Regions from separate parts of the Mus musculus genome. Here all the other regions are linked to region 2. A link is a loop called in an ENCODE intact Hi-C map of the cell type or tissue named here. Cell type or tissue: gastrocnemius. All regions are shown on one strand. Each heading gives the region's core, and the rest is flanking DNA. Links, peaks and the distances in the headings are about the cores only. Region 1 overlaps Ube4b (ubiquitination factor E4B). Region 2 overlaps Ctnnbip1 (catenin beta interacting protein 1). Region 3 overlaps Ube4b (ubiquitination factor E4B). Region 4 holds the start of Rbp7 (retinol binding protein 7, cellular).

Region 1 (6,058 bases), core at 501-5,500, 180 kb before region 2:
ACATAGCAGAGTCTGCCAGTTGTCAATCCAACAACAACAGTTGTTTCTGTGCTCCAACAGTCCTCCTCTCTTTGCCCTATTGCCCTCCTCCCCTCATGCCCTCCTGATGCACCCTCGTTACTGTACCAGCATAACAGCAGGCCCCAAGTTAAATCCCACCCCCCACCCCCACCCCCACAAAGGATGACTGTGTTCCACCAAGGGCATTTTGTGGATCCTGTCATTACATTTTTGTCACTGAGTCACTAAGCTAAACCAGATGAGGAGCACAGCAGTTCCAAGGCTGTGTTGCAGAACAGCAAGGGTGATCAGCACTGACTAAAAGGCATCCCCGCTGAGGCAGCAGCAGCAGATTCCACTTCCTGTGCCCAGCCATACAGTTTATAACAAACAGCCCCAGAAACATGCTCAAAGTTTTTATTTGTCTACTTTCTTGATTTTTTTGGAGACAGAATCTCACTATGTAGCACAGACTTCTCTGGACTTTCTCACTAGGAAGTCCTGGAATGATCGTCCTCCCTCAGCCTCAACTGCTCAACTATAGTGCACCCGGCTCAAAGTGAGATTTCAGGCAGGATGTTGTGTGCCCAGTATAATGTCACACTGTGCTGGGATCAAAGACACCCTGAGCTCCTGATCCTCCTGCTCAGACTGTGCAGGGATCAAGGTGAACCCAGACACCTGGCTTTTGTTCTTGCCTTTGTGTAAATGGACACTCTGTAGCGCAGGCTGGCCAACCCATGACCTTGACGGCTCAGATCTCCAAAGCTGCTGACCGTGAACTACCACACTCGGTTCAGCTTCACCTCATTCCCAACATTATTATGAACTTCTCCTTGTTACTGCTATGAAGGTCTTGTTTTTCCATTTGTTTTGAGACAGGGTTTCTCTGTGTGGCCCTCACTGTCCTTGGAACTAGTTCTATAGACCAGGATGGCCTTGATTCAGAGATCCGCCAGTCTCTGCCTCCCGGTTGCTGGGGTTAAAGGTGTGTACCACCACTGCCCGTTTGTCTTGATTTTCTAACAGTAGCCCTTCTGTTACCTATGTGACCATCTGCCACAGATTAACTGTGAAGATGTTTTGTGATGATGCGACTTTTACCCTGAATTACGAATATCCTAAGGAAAGAGAGCTTGCTTTACAAGCGCCTAGGGTACCCAGGGCACATCCCCAATATTATGAGTGATCCACAAAATGGAATTAAACGAAAAGAGTTAGTAAAGGAACAAACATAGAGTTTCAATTTCTTTATGGCCTCATCCTATACAAAGTTGTACCTGTATGTAAGTCATATAGTGAGTGAGTTCCATGGTTTTATATTTTTTCTATTATAATCCTGTAACAAAAATACCAAAAGACATTCATCTCTCAAAATTTCAAAGCAGCAAATGTCAGACAGAAAAGAACCTCTCACTTGTTGCTGTTTGGTAAGGTTTTTTGTTTTGTTTTCCCCAGATGGGGCCTCTCTATAGAGCTCTGGCTGTTCTGGAACTATGTAGCCCATGATGGCCTCGAACTCACAGTGATCAGGTGCACCCGCCTCTGCCTGCCAAGTGATGGGATGAAAGTCATGGACCACGATGCCTCTTGTATGGACAGCAGTATTTTATAACAGTTGAGTCCTCGGTGAGAATCTGGCTAAAGACTCTTATTATAGTCTATGGTTGTTCTGAGCACCACGGGGCACCAGGCACATCTACTTGGAAACAAAGACCACGGATGAGATGTGTGGCCTCAATGGCAGGCAGGCTACAGACACACCGAGATTTATGTGGGTTTAGTCCTCCTGCTTGCCAGGCAAGCACTTTAGCTACTAAATCAACTCCTTAACCTGTATTAACAGGCTATTAAAATTTTAAAAAATTACTCACTTAGTGTGCGCTTATGTGTGTATGTGTGTGTGTGTGTGTGTGCATGTGCACACGCACATGTATAGACAGGCGCACACATGCCAAAGCCCCTATCTAGATGTCAAAGTAAAACTGCTCAGCAGTTGGTTAGTGCCCTGCACCAGGTTTTGGGGCAGAATCTCCTTTTTCTACTATTGTGCTTTGCTGCTCCAAGCTAGCTAGCCCACAATTATCCTGTACCAGCCTCTTATCTTACCCTAGCTATCCTGTGACTACAGATAGTAGGCAGCACACCTGTCTTTTAATGTTGATTCCGAGAAAGCAAACTCAGGTCACAGGGTTGTGTGGCAAGTATTTTAACCTGCTGGATCATCTCTCTGGCCCAGTCGGGCATGGCAACACAAAGCAGTCATCCTAGCATTCGGGATAATGATGCAGGTTCATGACCACACGGCCAGCCTGCACAACACAGGAAGATACTAAAATGATCTGTTGGGGATTTTTTAAAGATTTATTTTTATTTGTGTGTGCCAGGTATATGCCTCCTGAGTGCTCGGCAGCACCTGTGAAGGCAGAAGAGGGAAATCCTCTGGAGCCGGAGTTCCAGGCTGTCCTGCAAACCACACTCGAGCCATGCGGAAGAGCATCAGACACTCCTGACTGCTAAGCTGTCTTCCCAGCCCCAATCCTATGTTGCGTCTCCATTTATTATTACTGTGTGTGTGTGTCCGGGGAAAGGGGGAGTTGAGTATGTATGTGGGATCTCTCTCTCATCTTGACGTGGGTTCCAGTTGTCAGGCCTGAACAGCAAGCATCTAGTAACTCAAGAGCAAGCTATCTCATGATGCTTGATGTTCAAATCCCAAGTATGGCTTGCTTGTTGTTCTGTAAACCAGCAAGATGCCTCTGACAGTCATCCTTTGTGCTGGCTCCCCAGAATAGCAAGGCACATTCCCACAGTGCCTCACTCGCTGCTGTCTAGGACTGGCAGTGGCGGGGCATGGAAAGCTGCCAATACACTAGGGTGGCTCAGGACACAGTCACACAAGTGTCTGGCCTATAGCAGGGTCTCAGGTTTTACATCTGAAGGTGAGAGTGATCTACACTTGTAATCTCAGCACTCGAGAGGAGGGCGCAGGGCCATGAGCTAACGCAGACATGAGACTGTGTCTCAAGAAAGGAAGAAAAAAATGAAAGGAAAGGAAAGGAAAGGAAAGGAAAGGGAAAAAGAAAAAAAAGAAAAAGAAAGAAAAGGAAAAACAAGGTTAAACACAGATCTGATAAAAAAAAAGGAATATGCTTTTACCATGAGGGGATTATTTATATATCAATTAAAAAGGAAAGATTGAGCTTTTACCATGAGGGGGTACTTAAAGTAGTCGCTTTCCAAGGAGCACTCTTTGGCAGCCAGCGCCAGGCCTTGTAAAATGGGGATAAAGATCTGTAAGAAAGAGAACCACAAACGTTAGGTGTGAGAAAGGTTAGCACGCAGGCTCTGAAGATGACTACCAGTCTGTAGTCCACACACTTGCACTCTCCCCTGCCCCATCCCCCCCTCCCCCCAAGACACACTGGTTTTCCCCATCCATAAAAACAACTCTACAACTCTTTGGTGTGGCTGGTCCACCAGGACAACTGTCCAAGCAGCACCAGAGCTCAGCTGTGCAGGGAAGGACGAGCGTTGAGCACTAGCAGCACTCTGGCAGGGCCCACGGCCTGTAGGGCGCAGACAGGGCGGCTGAGAGCGTGGGGGGAGGGTCCTGCTGCACACCTCAGCACTCCCACTTGCCCTGCCCCCACAGTGTTGCTGATTAACACACACCCATGATCTGCATGGAAATCACACTAAGTGTTCCACTTTCTCCTCGAATCCACCAACACTTAAGAAATTGTTTCCCTCTGTTGCATTCAACTGAGAACAAGGAGACAGCTGATGAATGTTCAAACTGAAAATTTTATTTTTAGTAAGAATGTCTTGCTAACACAGTCACCTGACCAGGAAATTGAAGGGTAGTCAGACACACAAGGCTGGCACTGATTTGGTGACAGTGGCCAAGCCCTGCTGCTCAGCACAGCTCACCTTCAAATTTAACAGTGCCTTCTCACTGAGCCACACAATTAGGAGTGGGCTAGCATCTAAGACTAACACCATCACGAGGAGAAGGTACACAGCAGCCGGCAACGTGAACCACAGCTGTAAAGGGCGCGTAGTATAAACCTACTAGAAACCTGTACCAATCCCTCAGGCCACAAAGCTCATCCCATCCCAGGGAAGTTTCAGCACAGGAGAAACGGGATAGAAAGATAGCGCACACCTGCGCAGAGCACAGCCAGGTATCAGAACAGCGCTGGAAGAGATCATTCTGGTCTCTGTAACTCAAGTAATCAGGGTGGATGGTATTTGTGCTTTCTTAAGCAATCTGAAAACACTCAACACAGGCAAGAGATGCCAGAACCGCAATCAAGAAGGCAAAACTTCTACAGTCACACAGATAAACGCCATTAACTGTCCATCCAAAAAATATTTAAAATTTACTTTTTTTAGTAGAGTTATCCTCCTGTGTAAGTAAGAGTTTAATTGATAATAAACAGGCAAAATATGAATAAGCATAAATTGTTATCATCAAGGATTCTATTTTTAAATTTTAATCTTACTGTGTTCATATAATATGTTGTATAAGTAGGTATGTGTGCATATGAATGTGAGATCAGAGGGCAACTATTAGGTGTCTTCCCTTTCGGGTTCAGGAACCACACTCAAGCCGTCAGGCTTACAAAGCAAGCATTTCTGCCTAGAGACAGCTTGCCTGCCTAGGCACCATACTGTTGTTGTGACCTGCATACTAAACGTTACTCTTTTATTTCCAAGTAAGAGCCTCCAGGGGAGATAGAAGCTTCAACGCTAATCTCCAGCCCTTACATTAAGTTGCTATTTACTTCTGTTTGTTCATTTGGAAACATCACTCAAACATTAGAGGAAGTAGAAATTCCAGTCAAGGACTTAGCCAGGTCATAGTTGCCGCACCTGTTAGGTAAAAGGCAGGACGTGGTCTGGGGTCTCCAGTCCCTTTCCTTCGCATTCTCTCCAAAGAAACCTCAAACACAGGAAGACAACAGCACTCACGCCAGCCAGCCAGCCCGAGAGAGCACCAGCTTTCTGTGACTCAGAGGCCTATCTGTGCTGTTTGCTGCCACTGAGTTCATGCCATGTCCTTTACAAAGCCACCTAAGGTCACTTTATTATGGTCTCAGCATAAGTTTATCAATAAAATAAGCACAAAATGTCCCTTCAGCTAATTTTTGACCTGATTTTAAAGTTACTCTGGGTTCTTCATTGCTGGCTTGTACGAAAAAAGAAAATCCTTCTAATTAAGGGTCACCCCCCCCCCCCAAAGGCTGCCTCTCTTAACTCTCCAGAGACAATGACGTTTTCCCACGCGAATTTCCGGATTCGCCTAAAGATGAGCAGCTCAGGTGCTCCCTTATTGTTCCTGTGTCCACAAGACACCACCAAAGACCGAGGTCACCAACTGCAGAGTAGAACCGCTTTACAGAGAGTTTTTCTTCTTGAATCCTGAATTGTTCTTTCTTCCTTCCTTCTCCCCCTGACCCCCCTAGCCCCCCAATGAGATGAAGTCTAGCCTGGAACTTAACCGTATAGGCCAGGCTGGTTTCAAACCCATAGAGACTTACTTGCCTCGGACTGGAGAGTGCTGGGTCAAAGGCCTGGACTGTGCTTTTACAAACGTAAGAAGCCGACGGTCTTTAAACCAAGAGTTATGAGTGTACAGACAGAAAGCAAGGCGAAGGCGTGCTGCCAGCCGACAATGCCCGCAGTGAGATCTAGGGCCTTCTTATTTATTTCCTTTTTAGCACATGTTACCTATGATGGGTTTCATGACGGCCTTTTTGTACACGCACATAAAAGCACTTTTATCACCCTCACCCCATCACATGCCTGCGTCTCCTTCCCACTCCATTCATTCTCTTCTTCCTCTTAACTTCAGGCCCCGGTCGCCTCTTCCTTCCCCTCCCTTCCTTTCCCACCTTACCAGTGGCTTTATCACTCAAGAAGGTATCTATCTTTCCAGTCTGCAGCCCCCACTAACTTCATGGAGAGGTGGGGCTTCATGAGTCTCGCCCCTACCCCATGCCGTGGAGTATCTAACAGCAGAGGGGCACTTAGCTAAAAGCTGGAGCATACC
Region 2 (6,058 bases), core at 545-5,544:
CTTGTTTTTGTTTGTTTGTGTTTTGTTTTGTTTTTAACTTGTACTGCTGGGACTTGAACCCATGACCTATGCATAATAACAAACACCACTCAGCTGCCCACCTGATGTAATGTCACAGTGCTGCTGAGTTAGTAGTTTCTATAAACTCTGTGCGTTACATGATTTCTTTTTTGTTTGCTATAAACCTTGTGTAAACCTATACACTTAAAGGTGCAGAGATGTTTGTTTTTGTGGTGCATTGCAGATGGAGCTCAGGGCCTTATTTATGCAAGCTAGGCAAGTGCCTTACTTATCCCTGAGCCACATGCCCAGCTCTCATGCCCTTGTGGGGTGTGTGTGTGTGTGTCTGTCTGTGTCTGCCTGTCTGTGTATCTGCCTTTATGGGGATGTGTTTGTGTGTATGTCTTGTCTGAGTGTGTCTGTGGGGGGGTGTCTTTGTATGTGTGTATGTGTATATCTGTATGTCTATGTGTCTGTGTGTCTGTGTAGGATGTGTCTGTGTGTCTGTATGGGATGTATCTGTGTGTATGTTGCCTTTTTGTGTTTTGGAAATAGGGTCTGCTGTAGCCCAGGCTGGCCTCAAACTCATTATGTAGTTGAGGATGGCCTCAGAAGTCCTGCTCCCTCAGCATCCGAGTGGTGGGATTGCAGCTGTGAGCCACTCTGCCTAGGATTGCAGCTGTGAGCCACTCTGCCTAGGCTTGCAGCTGTGAGCCACTCTGTCTAGCTCCTTCACTCTGCCTAGCTTGTTTTTTAAAAAAATTGTCAAATGCTTTAAAAATTACTTTTGAGAGCCGGGCATGGTGGCGCAAACCTTTAATCCCAGCACTTGGGAGGCAGAGGCAGGTGAATTTCTGAGTTCGAGGCCAGCCTGGTCTACAGAGTAAGTTCCAGGACAGCCAGGGCTGCACAGAGAAACCCTGTCTTGAAAAAAACAAAAAAAAAAAAAAAAAAAAATTACTTTTGAACCAGACATGGTGGCACAGGCCTTTAGCCCCAGCTCTTGGGAGGCAGAGGCAGGTGGATTTCTGTGAGTTTGAGGACAGCCTGGTCTACATAGTGAGTCCCAGGACAGCCAAGGCTATGTACAAAGACCTGGTCTCCAAAAAGAAAAAATTAAAAAAAAATATTTGTGACACAGGTTCTTATTTTATAGTCTTGGTTGACTCAAAACTCACTACATAGCTCAGGGTAGTCCCAAGTTAGAGGGAAGCCTCCATGCCTGGCCCTCATGGTGAGTGTTTTGTTTAGGTTTTTGGCAGAGTATGTTACTGTCTTTCTGTGGTTGGCTGGGGACTCAGTGTGTGGATCAGGCTGGTTCAAGCATGTGGCATCCTCCTGTTACTTCCCAAGTGCTGGGATTGCAGGTGAGAGCCATCACACCCAGCTTCCTAGTGTGGTTTACTGTGAAAGGCAATTGGTGCACCCCAGAGGACCGCCACCCTTGTGCCCCGAAGGGTCCAGCCTGTGCTTAAGGCTTCTTTCTGTTTTATATTTTTCTAAGCAGATGCAAGACCCCCATTGTTATAAACTAATGTTTGTTTTTTAAATAAATGTGAGTGTGCAAACAGCATTAGCTTCAGGTTTATAAATAATAGGGAGCACAAGTGGCTCGGTGTCCAGGGTCACTCAAGCAGGTCAAAGGGGGGCCAGCCTGTCGGCTCCTTATCAGCTGATAGAGACCTACATGGCAGCTCCCGCTCCCCGTGCACTGCCTCCTAACTCTTCCAGAGTGCCACCGCCTGGTCCATGTTGGTCCGTGTAGCTGGGTGGGAATACAACGCCTGTGTCCTGATGTCTCCCACACTCCAGTGCCCGTGTCAGCCAGTGACCTCACAGTTCTTTTCCCTGTGTAGATCCTGCACAGCGATTGGGAGCCTCTTTTCCTTGACCAACCTTGCTTCCTGCAGCAGAGGGGCAGCCTCAGAACTACCAGCTGCGTGTGCATGCAGTGCCTGTCTGTGTGTCTTAATCTCTAGTATTTGTATGTTCTCTGTCAGATGGAATTTTCTGGCGTGGCACAACTTTATACATAACATGTGGTTTACCACCACATAATAGGAAACCGCAGACCTCACCCCTCCCCTTCATTAGCATAATTGACAACTGCCTGTTGTTTCTTTCCACTTTCCCTGTCTGTTTCTCTTCTGACTCCTGAGAAATTTTCTTAGTGGAAAGGAAGCGCTGGCCTGTTTTTAGGGGTGGAGTGTGTAGGGATAGCTGAAGCCATTACCAAGATGCATCATTTCTTTTGATTCTGAGCTTGGATGAATAATTAGTATCTAAATTAATTGCAGTGTGAGCTTATGTAATTTAGGCACATTTTAATGGAGACCAGTTCTTAATCCCTACAGGGGAAACTAGGAATCCTCCAGTGACATTAATGTACTTCCTGACAGAACCAGGATCAAAATTTAATAACATATTCGCTTCAGTAGGCAACAAACCCAAGCGTGCTATGATGTGCTTGTGGCACGTCTGTCTGGGGCGATTGTGATTCATTCTCTTCAATGATTCATTTTTGCACATTGACACCTTTACTGTGAATTAGGACAGACTCGCATCCTAGAGCGTTTGGCCTGGAATGTGAAGGGCAGGGACCTGTGCTCCACTTTCCATCCCAGAGCCAGCCCTGGGCGTTCCTTCCCATCGTGCAGCAAGGCAGGGGCAGCAAAGCAGGGCGGGAACACCACCAGCGGACACTCGCTACCACGTCCTTTGAGAGTTCAATCCCTGGGAGAAAACTGACCCGGAAAGTTGTCTTCTCTGCCTTCACATGTGCACGCACCGTGGTGAGCACACAAACACACAAAGAAAGAAATACATGTAAACAGAATGCAAGATGGCAAGAAGTTTTAGAAACGCTGTCAGGACTCTTCTGACGTTTAGGAGACAGTGTTGTGCCAGGCAAGCACATTGAAGTAAGAAGACCCCATGGAGCCCGGCTGCTATAAGCCCCGAGAGCTCACAGCCCGGGGGGGTGGGGGGGCAGCAGTGAGCGAGCAGGATGGGGTGTGCCATTCTTTGGGATAGAGGGTAAGGCTGTGGTGCCGTGATGTACACCCTGTGTAAAATGACTGCACACTGCTGAACAATGTGTTTCTCCAGCTAGCAATGACATGACAGCCCCTGAGTGAGCAGATATGAGTTCCCTGGGACCCACTTGTGATTGGAGTGTGCTTTGTGAGAACTTCCCTTGGGGGTGGACAGCAGGATTCTTCTTGGGTTACCAAGATAACCTGAAAGCTCCAATGCTCTGGTGTATGGCGTCCTCTAGTGGCTGTTCTTGGTATGTCACTGCTTCTTAGGGGCAGACCAGCCTTTGAGCACAGGACAGGGTTGGAAGATCTTGCTCCTAAGAGCTCTGATTCCCAGTTTGAAGGCTTTTTGTTTCGGTTTATTTGTTTTTGTTTTTTTGTTTTTCGAGACAGGGTTTCTCTGTATAGCCCTGGCTGTCCTGGAACTCACTCTGTAGACCAGGCTGGCCTCAAACTCAGAAATTCGCCTGCCTCTGCCTCCCAAGTGCTGGGATTCAAGGCAAGCACCACCATGCCGGTCTTGCTTCAATCTCTTAATATAATAACACTGGTTCCAAATTGGTGTGAATACAGTAGAGAGAGGGTATCTGAGACACTGAAGACCGCTTCCCTGCCCCATTTGGCCAGGCGGGCACTACTTACCAAGTGCCCGCTGGGTGCCAGGCCCTAGGAGAACAGGGGCAAGTAGAGCAGACGCAGCCTGGCTTTCCAGCAGAAAGGGAAGAGACAATAAGCAGACGTCCCAACAAGACACTCAGAGAGCTAGGAGAGTGTGACAGGGCTGTGTGACAAGAGGTGAGGGCACACAACTGGCTCCCCTGGAAAGGTACCTTGAGGCTTGGATGAAGCCAGTTCTGGGCTCAGGGAGTGGATACCCGATGCAGAGGCTGACCACACTGGGCAACTGCCAGGACTGGGAAATGTATTTCCAGGTAGGACTAGGCTGGGGGTAGTGTTGTCTCTCCTGATCTGTGGAGGATGTGAGTGGGCTGTGAGGCCAAGGCCAAACAGTAGTCCAGATGGAGGCATCAGGGAGGAGACGTGGGCCACAGCATCCATACTCAAGGTCCAGGTAGGAGCCACCAGGAAGCCAAGTGTGGTCCATCCCCAGAGCAGCAATACTGGTGCCTGAACTAGAGTGAGAACAGGTGAAGTGAGGGAGAGATACCCCAGAACTTTATTTTTTTTTTAAAGATTTATTTATTGCTTATATGTAAGTACACTGTAGCTGTCTTCAGACACTCCAGAAGAGGGAGTCAGATCTCGTTACTCTTGTTACGGATGGTTGTGAGCCACCATGTGGTTGCTGGGATTTGAACTCAGGACCTTCAGAAGAGCAGTCGGGTGCTCTTACCCACTGAGCCATCTCACCAGCCCACCCCAGAACTTTCTGCTGAGTTCTGTAGCAGGTGAGGCTACCCACAGGCTGGGGTGTGTCCTGGAGACGAGGCCTGAGGCCGCTGTGCCTTTTCCCAGGCCCTGGTAGTTACCTTGGCCCTTTTCTGAGCCCAGGCTGAGTTTGAAGGGAGTGGAGCACAGAGGAGAGGAGTGTGGGTCCTAGGGCTCCAAGGGTGGATACAAAGACTATGGAAGGAATCCTGTGCTGTGCCGAGTATTCAGGCATGATGTCAGCCCCATCTGGACAGGTTTTCAACCTGTTATGTGGGCTTTCAGGGCGAGGGCCCCATTAGGCTTTTGAGCGGCTGACGCGTAGATACTTGGGAGCTGCTGCCGAGGCTTTGGCACATTCCTGGGTACGCCCTTGGCATAGAGGATTGCCTTGTCCAGCATGTTCCTGTCTAGGACTCACGGGGCACCGAGAGGAGATGGTGTGAGGACTGTCCTTAGCCTGTCAGTCCTGCGCTCGCTCCCTCATTCCCCGAGTGCAGCTCCTTGGTAGCAGGGCTGCGGAGGCTCCACCCCACCAGCTGCTGCGTTATTTCTGACTTGTCCAAGAGTTCAAGTGTGTAACCCAAGCCCCTAGATCCTGCCTCCTCTCCCCACAGCTCCTTCTGGAGGAGGAGGCAGCTCTGGGCTGCTCTCTCTGGGGCTGGCTGTAGACACCTGGACACAGCTGCTGGCCTTCACGGCTATCTTCAGGAGCTCTCTGACAGGTGGGGTGGGTGTGTGAGGGTGCCCTGGGCAGACACCCCATGGAGGGACTCCTTGGTGCCTTGCCCGGGAGCTGGCCGCTTGAGCTCAGTAGGGGCTTTGCACAGGGTGTTGTCGCTGATCTCTGGGTTTCTTAAGCCAAAGGCCCCATATAGCCACCTCTGTTCAAATCTCCTTATCTGTGCTTGTTCCTTGCATTGAAACCTACAACTCTTGGGGCTCCGTTTCTCATTTGTCCTTGGCTGTCACCTGCAGCCTCTGCTCTGGAGTAGGAGCTCCTCAGCCATCCTGCTTGGGCCCCAGGCCAGAACACATGGACGACCCACCGCCTCCTACAACCTCTCCTGTGCTGTGAGAGCTGAGGTCCCTGCTGGGCAGGGACTGTTTGAGAATGGGGTGCATCACTTACAGGGGTCGATGTTAGAGTGTACCTCATCCTGACGTTCTCCCCATAACGCTTCTCCCCGTCTCCTTGCAGGTGTCCCCAGAACTGGGCCAGGGGGATGAACCGCGAGGGAGCACCCGGGAAGAGTCCGGAGGAGATGTACATTCAACAGAAGGTCCGCGTGCTGCTCATGCTGAGGAAGATGGGGTCAAACGTGAGTGCCTGTGGGCTGCAGGGCGCCTCCTGGATCCCCGGGAACCAGGAAAGGGCTGTGGGCCTGGGGATCACCTGTTGCCAGTTCAGGCCCCCCAAGCCCACAGTTCAGGGAGCACTGCTGAGATTATCTCTCCACTGCACTTTTTATTTTGAGCCAGGGACAGTGAGGTCTTTAGCCCTCCTTTCTGATCCCCAGTGGCCTCAGAGAGGCTTCTCTTCTGGGGGCAGACACAGGGCAGCTGGGCAGGGTGGCCACTGAGGAGAGCTGTAGTAGCAAGCACAAGGGCGTCTTCTGAAAGAGAAATAG
Region 3 (6,058 bases), core at 569-5,568, 190 kb before region 2:
ACTCATTTAAAACCCTCTTATTTTGAAGTCTAATTTTATTTTTGAAACAAGATTGTGCATAAGTACCTCCTATGTGCCATGCCCTGAGAGATGCTGGTTGCTGCAGTTGACCTTGGGATATACAACTCTAAGTCCTATCTTGGTGGGGTGCTGGGCAGGCCCATGGAGACTGTGAAGTTTCAGCAGGGTGAAGGCCAGAAGAGCAGCCAGGCACACTTGCTAGAGTCCAGCTGCTGAGCACCTGCCACTCACAGGCCTTAACCTTTCGCAAGCATCCTGACCTTTCTAAGCTCCAGTTTCCTCACTTAGAAAATGGACGTATTTATAGTACCCATCTTTTCCATGGCTATTCGGATCAAGTGACCACAAGTGGCAACTATTATTAGGAAAGGTGTCATCTACCCATGACCATGGAAGGGCTCAGGCCAGAGGCCACTGTGCTCCACGACAGAGAGAAAGGGTGGATGATATCCACCCACATGCTCCTCAGGCACGCCAGTGTGTGTGTGTTCTTTCTTTCTCCTCTCTCTCTCCTCCCTCTCCCTCCCTCCCTCCCTCTGTCTCTCTGAAGCTACAGTAACAGGTCCAGACCACTAACCGAATACTAACTAGATTCAACAAAAATCTATTTTTTAATATTAATATATACCTCCTGTGGAATGTGGCTATTACTTGGATTGTTCAGTAAATTTTTGGGTTGTTGTTTTTGACACAGGGTCTCACTAAGTATTCCTGACTGGCCTCCAACCTGCAGTGTACACTGCTCCTGTTCTGAATACACACAAGGTGGCATTTGTACCTAAATATGCCGAGCTTATCCTGAAACATGGCTAGGAGACCATGACCTTTTTCCCCAAAAGGTGTGCCAGTGCACTGGACTTTCTCCAAAGAAAGAATGTTATCAAAATACTCAAGTCAGCAAGTGCTTACTTCAGACACAGGAGAGTCTAAGGGAGGGATGTAACAAAGTAACAGTGACCAAGGGGAAGTAGGCAGGCAGATTCCCAGAGCCCCTTACAAGGTGGGAGAGTTGGCTGACCCTGAGTCCAAACAGGCAGTGGGAACACTGGGAATCCTCACACAGGCCACCCCAGTCAACAGCAACAGGCTGTATTCTCCGCAGAGCTCAGCAAGGTCTACTAAATGCCAGACACTTGACTGTATGGCCAGAAAGTACCAGATTCTATACAGGATGAGAAGGCAGGGCAGATCCCAGGAACTTCCATTAGCCACTGGAAGCCTTTGTTAGAGGAGAGATTAACCCGAGAGTTCAAAAGTCAAATTTTGTTAAACAGTCAAAATGTGGAATACAGTCTGCCCAGACAGCTCATTCTCCATACCCTGTCATTTCCAAGTGTAACTGAGCACAGCAGACAGTACCTAGCAAATGGCAGGAGCTCAGTGAATGTGATACGCTGATGAATGTGGGAGGACTCCCAGAGCATCCCAGAATGCTCAGCTCACTGGCTCGGGTGAAGCCCAACCACTTTCTTAAATTTTTTTTTTTTTTTTAATTTTAAAGGCTTGTTTGTTTATTTATTTGAGTACACTGTCATCGGACACACCAAAAGAGAGCATCAGATCCCATTACAGGTGAGCCACCATGTGGTTGCTGGGAATTGAACTCAGGACCTTTGGAAGAACAGTCAGTGCTCTTAACCGTTGAGCCATCTCTCCAGCCCCGCCCAGTCACTTTCTGTTGTTGCCTTTTTCTTCTTTTCAGAAGCTTAAGGTAGCCTCAAACTTGCTGTGGCAGTCAAGGATGACCTAGAATGCATATATCAAACTCTCTCCTGTTCCATCTCTTTGAAAAGGCAGCCACAGGATGGTGTTATATATCAGATACTGTAAACTCAACAGCAAATGAACCAGGTTAACAACTCAGATGAAAACATCAGCTTGGACTAACAACAACGAACAGTGTAAATCAACGGAAGGCCGCACACGCAGTGGCCAGTGCGAGCTCTCAGAGGCCGGGAGAGAAGGCATGCGACAGCCTGTGCTCTGAGCTGGGGCTAGGAAGTGATTTACATAAGCAGATGTTAAAGCCTTGATGGCAGGATTATTTATTTATCTATTTGTGAATCTAGGTCACAGATTTAGATTTAAGTTCGCTCTGAAACAACCTTGGGTCAAGTACATTACCACATACCCCAGGGCCTACTCTGAAACCCACCTGTATAGAACTTCATGAGGGACGGCACCAGCAGTTTGGTAGAGAGAGGATGGTTCTCAATCATCTCAAAGAACTTCTGAGTTCTCGGCTGGACAGAAGGGTTGGTCATGAACATGACCTCCACCAGCTTGGCCACTAGGTAAGGGTTTCGGATGTAGTTCTGGTTGCACAGCATCACAACGAGGAACATGACAATGTCCTGAGTGCAGGGCTCATAAAGCACCTGAGGAGAGTATCTGTAAAGAGGAGAAAACACATGGTGAGTCTCGGAGAGCTCGCTAGGCCGGGAAGGAGACAGGGTCCAGCAGAGGGGGGTACTGGGGTACATACACAGCAGAGGGGGGTACTGGGGTACATACACAGCAGAGAGGGGGTACTGGGGTACATACACAGCAGAGGGGGGTACTGGGGTACATACACAGCAGAGAGGGGGTACTGGGGTACATACACAGCAGAGAGGGGGGTACTGGGGTACATACACAGCAGAGGGGGTACTGGGGTACATACACAGCAGAGGGGGGTACTGGGGTACACAGCAGAGGGGGGGTACTGGAGTACATACACAGCAGAGGGGGGTACTGGAGTACATACACAGCAGAGGGGGATACTGGGGCACACAGCAGAGGGGGAGTACTGGAGTGCCTCTACATGGTTCAACAATGTGCACACTGGAGCCACAAAGATTCAAAGCAAACCTGAGTGTTGGCTGCAATGTGTTTTAGAAAGTAAGCAAAAGCCATAACTGAAACTTCACAAAAAGATCTTCACTGTCCAAAAGTGGGGGTTTTATTTATTTTAAAAGACAGGATCTTTTAAATAGCTTCAACTGTCCTCAAATTCACTATATGCTGGCTTTGAACGTGTTATCATTTGCCTCTACTTCCCAAATACTTATATTATGGGAATGCATGACCATGCCCAGCTTCAGAATGGACAACCTGAATTCCATCTCTAGGACCCAATTGTTAGCAGGACCTCTGTAGCATTCAAGGACCCCATGCGCACACGAATAAATACATGTAATTAAAATATTTTTAGCCAGGCAGTGGTGGCACACACCTTCAATCCCACAACTCAGGAGGTAGAGGCAGGTGAATCTCTGGAGTTTGAGGCCAGCCTGATCTACAGAGTGACGAGTTCCAAGACAGCCAGAGCTACACAGAGAAACCCAGTCTCAAATATCACCCAATCTTTGTAAATGAGTGCTCTCTCTGTATGTTTGCCTGCATGCCAGAAGAGGGCATCAGATCCTAGGATATGTGGTTGTGAGCCACCTCGTGATTGCTGGAATTGATCTCCATCTCTCTAGCCACCTGCCCCAATTTAAAAAAAAAAAAAAAAAAAAAAAGTTCAAATTTTAAGAAATTAAAATGTAAGCCGGGCGGTAGTGGTGCACGCCTTTAATCCCAGCACTTGGGAGGCAGAGGCAGGTGGATTTCTGAGTTCGAGGCCAGCCTGGTCTACAAAGTGAGTTCCAGGACAGCCAGGGCTGTACAGAGAAACCCTGTCTCAAAAAAACAAAAACTAACCCCTCCACGTTACCACCACTGACTGGGCCTGCACAGAGAGAGCTTGTCTGTCCTTTTGCTGATCGAGGGAGCGGCTCGATATGTAGACCAGGCTAGCCTGGAACTCACAATGCTCCTGTGTGAGCTTCCAGGTGCTGGGCTTACAGGTGTCAGTCACCACCATGCTCGGCTGGGGGCAGCTTTTAGGACATAACACAAATTTGCTTTGTATAACTTTGGATGTTGTTTCTGGTCTATCCTGCTTTTGCGTTTGAAACCAGATTTCACACACATTCTTCTGCCAACCAGTTCCCATATAGTTATGGTGATGAGAAATTACCTCTCACAGTTTCAAAATGAAAAGTGAAGGGCTTTGCTTTGATTTTTGTTTTCAGTAGTACTGGGGATTGAGTCCAGGGCCCTTTACCTGCTGGGCAGCTGACCTGAGGGGTCTCCCTGAGAGGCCAGAGAAGGCTCTAGCCCCTGAAGTGAGGATTTTAGGAAACAAAAATCCAAACAAACTGCCTATCTCCCCCCACGTACCAGACACGCAGCTTCTCCAGTTTTACAAATGGAGACAGTTTTGGTTCAAACACAGCTGTGGGTACTTTTGGTTTTGGACATTTCCTGGGGCATTTCTCCAGAGCCTGTTCAATTATCAAACACTGCTCAGGTTTCACAGAGAACTTGCCACTGCCTCTGTCTTGGAGATCAAATTGGAATCAGCTGCTGCTGAAGGGGGTTTCTTTCTCTAAGTTCTGAGCAGCATTCAGGTAAACAGAGTCACACAACCTCCGACTGAAGCGCAGCTATGTGAACCATGACACAGCTCAGGGCACCAGGCACAGTGTATAAGCAGCAGAACACGCAGCTCAGGGCACCAGGCACAGTGTATAAGCAGCAGAACACACAGCTCAGGGCACCAGGCACAGTGTATAAGCAGAAGAACACACAGCTCAGGGCACCAGGCACAGTGTATAAGCAGAAGAACACACAGCTCAGGGCACCAGGCACAGTGTATAAGCAGCAGAACACACAGCTCAGGGCACCAGGCACAGTGTATAAGCAGAACACCACGCAGCTCAGGGCACCAGGCACAGTGTATAAGCAGCAGAACACACAGCTCAGGGCACCACGCACAATGTATAAGCAGAAGAAGACACAGCTCAGAGGACCAGGCACAGTGTATAAGCAGAAGAACATACAGTACGGGAAGTACTTACTGTACAATAAAAAATAAAAATTCAGCAACATCTTCGACATAAAACTCAGGCAATGCTGCAAATACCTTGGGGACTTCTGAATTCAAAGGCAGTGTTACGCTGTAGAGGAGAAAAACCCCACAATTTACAAATGCTATCATGGAACACTGATTACCTGGGGTGTTGTACTTCCAAATGCCCCATGTGGAAAGAGCAGCCCTCACTGTGTAACACATGTGTAAAAGTGCACAGGCAAACGACTGACCCGCAGTGTGCAGAAAGGATGAGGAAGGCCTGGGCGTGTTTTGTAAGTGTTTGCCTCATCTTCTTTTCTTGCCAGACTTAAGGAAGTAGTTAAAATGGGAAAGAAACCCAAAGGTCGAATTTGGTCATTTCAAGCAACTCATACTGGGTGGATAAAGCCAGCATATACTTTATATAAGCTTTTCCAGTCTTTTAGGAACACAGGCCAAACTAACCAATACCTGTGACCTAGGGGGTTCACAGAACGTAAGAGACCTGACTTAAACAACAACAGTGACTGTCGGTGTCCTCGGCTCTCCGAGACTTGGTGCTCAGGAGGCTCAGGAGCCTGTCACCTCTAGCACTTTGCTTCCAATTTATAAACTTCCTTTTCTAGCCATCCAATGTTATAGCAAAATTTTAAAACTGACAGCCACTAAAAAACACATGGGGAAATATTAATCTAGCTTCATATGTATTTATGCATAACTATAAAAATTCTCAAGGTTTAGTTATGACTCAAGAACAATAGCCCGGTAGCCACCGTGAAGACGAGGCACGGCAAAGAGCACACTTACTCAGGATATGCAGGGTCCAGGATGCGCAGCATCAGCTGAATGAGAAGGCCATAAAAATTCAGGCATCTTCTTAGGAAGCTCTCGTCAAGTAAGCCAGCGTCAGCACAGGCCTTGCACCGTACCAGTTTCTGTGGAAGAGGATGGGCCCCGGCCCGAAGATTAGTCCAGTGCCATGGCCCCTGAGCATGAGTAGGCAGTGAGGGGCCAGGAGATGAGAAGTCTAGGTTCGGTAGCTCTGCCTAGCCTCGGGACACTGGTGGTTGTGTCAGGGTCTTTCTGTTTTCAGAATAAAGACAACAGGAAGATAGGCCATGCAAGCCACTGAGCAGAGAGGCCATCAGTCAGTGCTGA
Region 4 (6,058 bases), core at 445-5,444, 89 kb before region 2:
AACCATCTATAATGAGGTCTGGTGCCTTCTTCTGGTATGCCTGAAGATGGTGACAGTATACTCATATAAATAAAACAAATAAATCTTTTCTCTCTCTCTTTTTTTTTTTTTTTTTTTTGAGACAGGGTTTCTCTGAATAGCCCTGGCTGTCTTGGAACTCACTTTGTAGACCAGGCTGGCCTCGAACTCAGGAATCTTCCTGCCTCTGCCTCCCGAGTGCTGGGATTAAAGGCGTGTGCTACCACGACCGGCCAAATAAATCTTAAAAAAAAAAAAAAGGTGATCGAATCCAGCCTAGAGTGGTAGCACACACCTTTAACTCCAGCACTCAGGAGGCAGAGGCAGACAGATCTCTGTGAGTTCAAGGCCAGCCTGCTCTGCAGAGTGAGTTCCAGGACAGCCAGGGCTGTACAGAGAAACCCTGTCTCGAAAAACCAAAAAAAAAAAAAACAAAAACAAAAACAAAAAAAAACAAATCAAAACAAAAATTGCCTCAAGATCTTTCTGCATGTCAGAGAGAGAGAGGGGGGGGGGGAAGGAGTAGGGGAATTGTCCACCTTTTTAAAATTGCTATTATCTCTTTTCAAATAAGAACAAAGGACACTCATGTGGGGCTCATCCCAGTGCATTGTTCAGCCCTCAAAAAAGGAGCTTCCTCATGCAGTAGATGGTAATTATCAGAGACCCACAGTTGGACAGTGGGCAGACAGCGAGAGACCTTGGAGCACTCAGCCCTGTACCTGATGCCTTAAGATAGCCGTCGAGGCTCTAGGATCTATTTAGAAGAAGAGGCAGAAAAACTCTAAGAGCCAGAGGTGGTGGGCGACTCCCAGGGAACAGCCTCTGCCAGACACAGCGGGGCTGGTGTATGGACACACTCACAGAGCCTGTGACAGCATGCACGAGACCTGCAGAAAGTCAAGCCAGACAAATCCCAGAATTGAGAAGAAAATGACAGGAAGTGCCCAGCCAATTGATATCTTCTGGGAGAGGAGAAATCAGTTTTCTCCTATGGCGCACAGTATATCAGCTGCTCTCCAAGGCATATCTCATGTGCAGGAGAAGTGACCACTGCAAAATGGACTCCATGCGCCTATTGTTGTCTGGGGGTTGTTTTTGTTGTTGTTTTTAAATTTATTTATTTTGGTTTCAAAGAAGGAATATGAAGTTAGGTACTAGATAGAGAGATAAAAGTCTGAAAGGACTTAGGGAGGGGATAGAATATGATCAAAACATACTGTTATGACAACTTTTTTTTTTTTGGTTTTTGGTTTTTGTTTTTTTTCGAGACAGGGTTTCTCTGTATAGCCCTGGCTCTCCTGGAACTCACTCTGTAGACCAGGCTGGCCTCGAACTCAGAAATCTGCCTGCCTCTGCTTTCCAAGTGCTGGGATTAAAGGTGTGCGCCACCACTGCCCGGCTGACAACTTTTTTAAATAGTAAAAAACAAGGGGATAGAGAGATAGCTCTTGCAAAGGACCAGGGTGCAGTTCCCCACACTCACAACCACCTGCAACTCTAGTTCCAAGGGGATCTAGTGCCCTCTTTTGGTCTCTGAAGGCACTGCATACATGTGACACACACACACACACACACACACACACACACACAGAGAGAGAGAGAGAGAGAGAGAGAGAGAGAGAGAGAGGCACATAGGCACACATACATACACATGAATACAAGTAAAGAAATAGTGATTTAAATCTCTCCTCCCACCCCTCCCCCAAAATGTTTTCAAAAGATCAGGACAGATCAGTACCAGGTGGAGCTGGTCCCCTTCGATCCAGTGGCTCCAGCCTCTGTTTTTCTTCTCTCCTCTCTGTACGCAAGTGAGTTTGTCATTCTCCCAGGTAACCAGGCTCTGCAAGGAGGGAGAGAGAAACAGTGTTTCACTATGGCAGGATCCTTAAACATTACCGGGTGGACTGAGTGAAGCGCTAACTGAGATCTGCAGCCTAGGTTACATTTTGATCTTTTAAAATTTTATGTGTTGCCTCCATGCATGTATGTGTACTATGTGCATGGCTGGTGCCCACAGAGGTCCTTGGAATTGCAGTTACAGGTGGTTGTGAGCCACCATGTGGGTGCTGGGAATTAAACTCTCCATTCTCTACAAGAGCCCAAATGCTCTTAGCTGATGAGCTGTTTCTCCAGCCCCAAGCCTATGTTCTTTCGTTTTTCTTTTTCTAAGGTGCTAGTAATCTTCCCTGGGCCTCATGCTGGCTAAGTGAGAGCCCTAGCCCTTAGCTGCTGCCTAAGCCCTTACCGTGCATTTTCTGTTATCCAGGCCTTTGTTATCCTCCTCAAACTCTTCTCCAACTTTGAATTTTACAAGGTAGTTCCTGAGGCTGCTGCACGTCTGGATGGTGAAGGAGTCCCCATTTTGCTCAATCACTTTCTGTGGCTTCAGCAACTTGGCAATCTTACGAGTTGCAAAGTCAATACCTGCAAAGTTATTGTTCTTATTATATATATTTTTTATTTTAATCATTTACATTGATGTATGCGTGGGCATGCGTGTGTAACTCAGAGAGCAGCTGGTTTTAAAGCAGGATTTTACATAACACATGCTGTCTTTGAACTTATACAGGCAAAGGTGACATTACACTTCTGATCTTCTTCCCTCCACTTCCAAATATTGGATCATAGGTGTGCACCACCATACTTGACTCACGAGAACTTGTATAAATTTTACCTGCAGGCATATCTGTGCACCACATGTATGCAGTGCCCAGAGAGGCCAGAAGAGGGCATCGCATTCCCTGTAAACAGGGCATTCAGATGGTTGTGCGCTGCCATGTGCATGACTAAGCCACCTCTCTAGCCGCTAAAGAAGGATGATTTTTTTTTTAATTGCTTTTACTTACTGGGGTTTTGAAGTCTGTTCTATGTACTTGAAGGAAGTTTTTCAAGTACCCAGTACAGCAAGATATGGTAGCTTAGGTCTCTAATCTCTATACTTGGGAAACTGAGAAAGGAGGATTTCCTGAAGTCTGAGACCAGCCTGGTCTACAAAGTGAGGTCCAGGCCAGCTTGACCTACAACGTGAGACCTTATCTCAAAACAGACAAACAAAAAAACCCGAACAAATAAATCCCAATACAAGCCCTGGCAAGGATGCTCTGCATGCAGGAATAGTTGCCCAAATCTGTCAAATCCATAGAGCCAGAGCAAGTTGCCCGGTCAGCGCCATACCGAGAGTCTTTTAGGAAGCAGGGTCAGTGATCAGACCCTCTCTCGTGGACCCATGCACTGGAGGCCACAGGGTTCAGGGTGTGGGGCACTGCTCTCTCGCCACACACATGGGCAGCTCAGGCTGACTCTGCCGGTTCATCTGCAGGAGTAGCCTTGAACTCCGAACACTGGCCATTAGCCAAGCGGGCTCAGCTCTGGCGGGGAAATTGAATTCTCACGCAGACTGCAGCTGCTGTTTGCCTGGTTTCCAGTGCCAGGACCCGCCCTGCCCCTAGGAGCCCCAGCCGCTCCCAACCGTATCCCACATATCCACGCAGATTTGGATAGGCAGGGGTACATAAGCACCTGAGATTCGAGGAACGCAGAGAGGTACCGACAGATGGGATGAGTGACAGACGAGACAAGGGGGTCAGAAGAAAGACAGAGCAGCAGAGACTCTGGGACAAGGACAGGAGCTGACCAGCGAGAACATAACCCACAGGGGACAGAAGGACCTGGAACACACAGGACAAACTGTCTTCACTCAATCCCGGAGGCCCGAGGCCTTGCTCCCCAACCTTAGCTCCCCCTAGCTGCACAACCCTAAGTCCTACCCAGGGCCAGCATGTAGCCCTCGAAGTTGTCGCTGCTGAGAAGATTCCAGGTACCGCTGAGGTCTGCTGGCATGGTTTGGTGTCTGTCCGCAGCCAAAGCCCAAGAGTCACAGGCAGTGGTGCCCTATATTGTCAATGGGGCGAGGGCGGAGCCAGGATGGAGCCCAAGGGGACTGCAGGAGGGGACAGGGAAGCTGGGGGTGTGGAGCCCTGGCTATCCCTCCTTCCTTCCTTTCCCACGTACTCCTGGCTCCATCCCTTCTCCTGCCCCACCCTACCTTGGCAACCTCTGTTTCCCTTGTGACTCCCTCCTTTAGTTTAACTTTAAACACCTCTGAGCCCAGGGTGTGACCCAGGTCATCCCTTATTCTTAGATGTTAATAACTAAACGAATGGCTTTCAGCTCCCAGCATCAAATACTGACTGGGTCAACATAAATGTTTAAAACCAGCTGTTCTCTGATTTACACACGCATGCCCACACATACATCAATGTATATGCAGCACCTAGCCATCCTAATAAATAGGAACTCATTTATTTGGGGGGGGGTTTCAAGACAGGGTTTCTCTGTATAGCCCTGGCTGTCCTGGAGCTCACTTTGTAGACCAGGCTGGCCTCAAACTCAGAAATCCACCTGCCTCTGCCACCCGAGTGCTGGGATTAAAGGCATGTGCCACCACGCCCAGCTCTTTTTTTTTTTTTTTAAGATTTATTTTATTTATTATATGTAAGTACACTGTAGCTGCCTTCAAACACCAGAAGAGGGAATCAGGTCTTGATTCAGATGGTTGTGAGCCACCATGTGGTTGCTGGGGTTTGAACTCAGGACCTTTGGAAGAGCAGTCAGTGCTCTTAACCGCTGAGCCATCTCTTTAGCCCAGGAACTCATTTCTTTTACCCTGCTCAGGTTAGACCAGCTGGTCAGACTTGACTGTGTGTTAGCTGGAAATCTGTCCACACTTGAAAATTGAGGGCCAGGGGTTGGAGAGATGGCTCAGTGGTTAAGAGTACTGACTGCTCTTCCAGAGGTCCTGAGTTCAATTTCCAGCAACCACATGGTGGCTCACAACCATCTGTAATGGGATCTGACACCCTCTTCTGGTGTGTCTGAAGACAGCTACAGTGTACTCACACACATGAAATAAAGAAATAAATCTTAAAAAAAAAAAAAAAAAAGAGCTGAGGGCTGGGTCTGGTAAGCTATAGGCTCTTTATGGACTGTTAGGGATCCCAGATAGCATGGAGGTTGAGTTCTCTAAGAGTCCCAAGAGAACCACAAAGGTGCTGCCCTGTGTCCTACAAAGCGATCTCAGAAGTTAGGTGACATCACTTCCACCAGAGTCCTAAACCTTTCAAAATTCAAAAGAAGGAAACTGGAAACCAGGCTGGAGACGCAGCTCAGTGACAGAGAGCTTGCACTGAGGCCCTGGGCTCTGTGTCTGCACCGTAAAAGCAAGCGGGTGGGTCTTAGTTTTGTTACCTGTTGCTGTGATGAAATACTCATACAAAAGCCACTTATCGGGGAAGGGATTGTTTTAACTCACCATTCCAAGTTATGGTCCAGCCTTGCAGGGAAGCCAGGGTCACAGGCACGTGAAGCTATCAGACATCCACAGTCAAAAGCAGAAATGCCTGCCTGTGCTGGGCCCACTCATGTCTCCTGTCACACACTCCAAGACCTAAACTCTGCCAACGGTACAGGGTCCTTCCACATCAGTTAACAGGCATCATGGACACCCATGGTGACACAGCTAGCACTGACAAAAACTCACAACTTTGTTAACTTTTTTTTTTCAGGTTGGCTGTTGTGGCACATATCTTTGATCCTAGCACTCAGGAGGAAGAAGCAGGCAGATTTCTGAGTTCAAGGCCAGCCTGATCTACAGAATGAGTTCCGGGATGACCAGAACTGCACAGAGAAATCCTGTTTTGAAAAACCAAATAAAACCAAATCAATCAAACAAACAAAAAAACAAAAAACAAAAAAACCCCAAAAACCTGTTTATAATTTGCATATGTTTTATGTCTTCTCCCTCTCTGTCTCCATCTCCCTCTCCCTCTCCTAGTCCATGCCTCGTCCATTTCCCTGTTTGTTGACTGAAAGGCATGACTGTGGGTTCACGTCATTTACCATGACAGTGTCCCCGGGTCTTGCACTCTGCCCAGCAAATGCTCAATAAATGCTTGACTGACTGACTGACTGACTGACTGACTGACTGAATGTGACCTTTTCCAAGGGAGAAATGCCCTTTGTATTGAGAAGCCAAGGT

What was found. Hi-C counts contacts between places; a loop is a spot of excess contacts. Peaks named below come from ENCODE experiments on the same cell type or tissue, not always from the same donor. Only the 100,000 strongest peaks of a DNase experiment are listed, where the experiment ranks them.
Region 1: it touches region 2 in a loop (3-fold over the local background); 13 of 42 quality-filtered maps call a loop at or near these places.
Region 3: a loop joins it to region 2, with 4 times the contacts of the local background. A loop is called at or near these places in 6 of 42 quality-filtered maps.
Region 4: a loop joins it to region 2, with 3 times the contacts of the local background. A loop is called at or near these places in 17 of 42 quality-filtered maps.

The regions. Positions count from the first base shown.
Region 1 is chr4:149,362,244-149,368,301 of GRCm38, forward strand. It overlaps Ube4b (ubiquitination factor E4B), which reads right to left. Exons shown (of 27, transcript NM_022022.3): 9 at 6,058; 10 at 3,211-3,294. Among named protein-coding and RNA genes, the nearest start is that of Ube4bos3, 31 kb to the left of the region's middle. In gastrocnemius, for the core only: no CTCF peak of the experiment used is centred there; a DNase peak (open chromatin) is centred at 2,857; H3K27ac peaks cover 878 bases.
Region 2 is chr4:149,540,083-149,546,140 of GRCm38, forward strand. Ctnnbip1 (catenin beta interacting protein 1) reads left to right here. Exons shown (of 5, transcript NM_023465.4): 3 at 5,629-5,749. The coding sequence starts at 5,654. Among named protein-coding and RNA genes, the nearest start is that of Mir5616, 5.2 kb to the left of the region's middle. In gastrocnemius, for the core only: a CTCF peak has its summit at 3,279 (motif pointing left); DNase peaks (open chromatin) are centred at 3,274 and 4,895; H3K27ac peaks cover 1,035 bases.
Region 3 is chr4:149,345,751-149,351,808 of GRCm38, forward strand. It overlaps Ube4b (ubiquitination factor E4B), which reads right to left. Exons shown (of 27, transcript NM_022022.3): 18 at 5,708-5,835; 19 at 4,908-5,006; 20 at 2,177-2,412. Among named protein-coding and RNA genes, the nearest start is that of Ube4bos3, 14 kb to the left of the region's middle. In gastrocnemius, for the core only: a CTCF peak has its summit at 3,395 (motif pointing right); no DNase peak of the experiment used is centred there; H3K27ac peaks cover 1,874 bases.
Region 4 is chr4:149,451,090-149,457,147 of GRCm38, forward strand. Rbp7 (retinol binding protein 7, cellular) reads right to left here and starts at 3,879. Exons shown (of 4, transcript NM_022020.2): 1 at 3,789-3,879; 2 at 2,267-2,445; 3 at 1,760-1,861. The coding sequence starts at 3,861. In gastrocnemius, for the core only: CTCF peaks have their summits at 2,727 (motif pointing right) and 3,793; DNase peaks (open chromatin) are centred at 2,744 and 3,380; H3K4me3 peaks cover 1,294 bases; H3K27ac peaks cover 1,817 bases.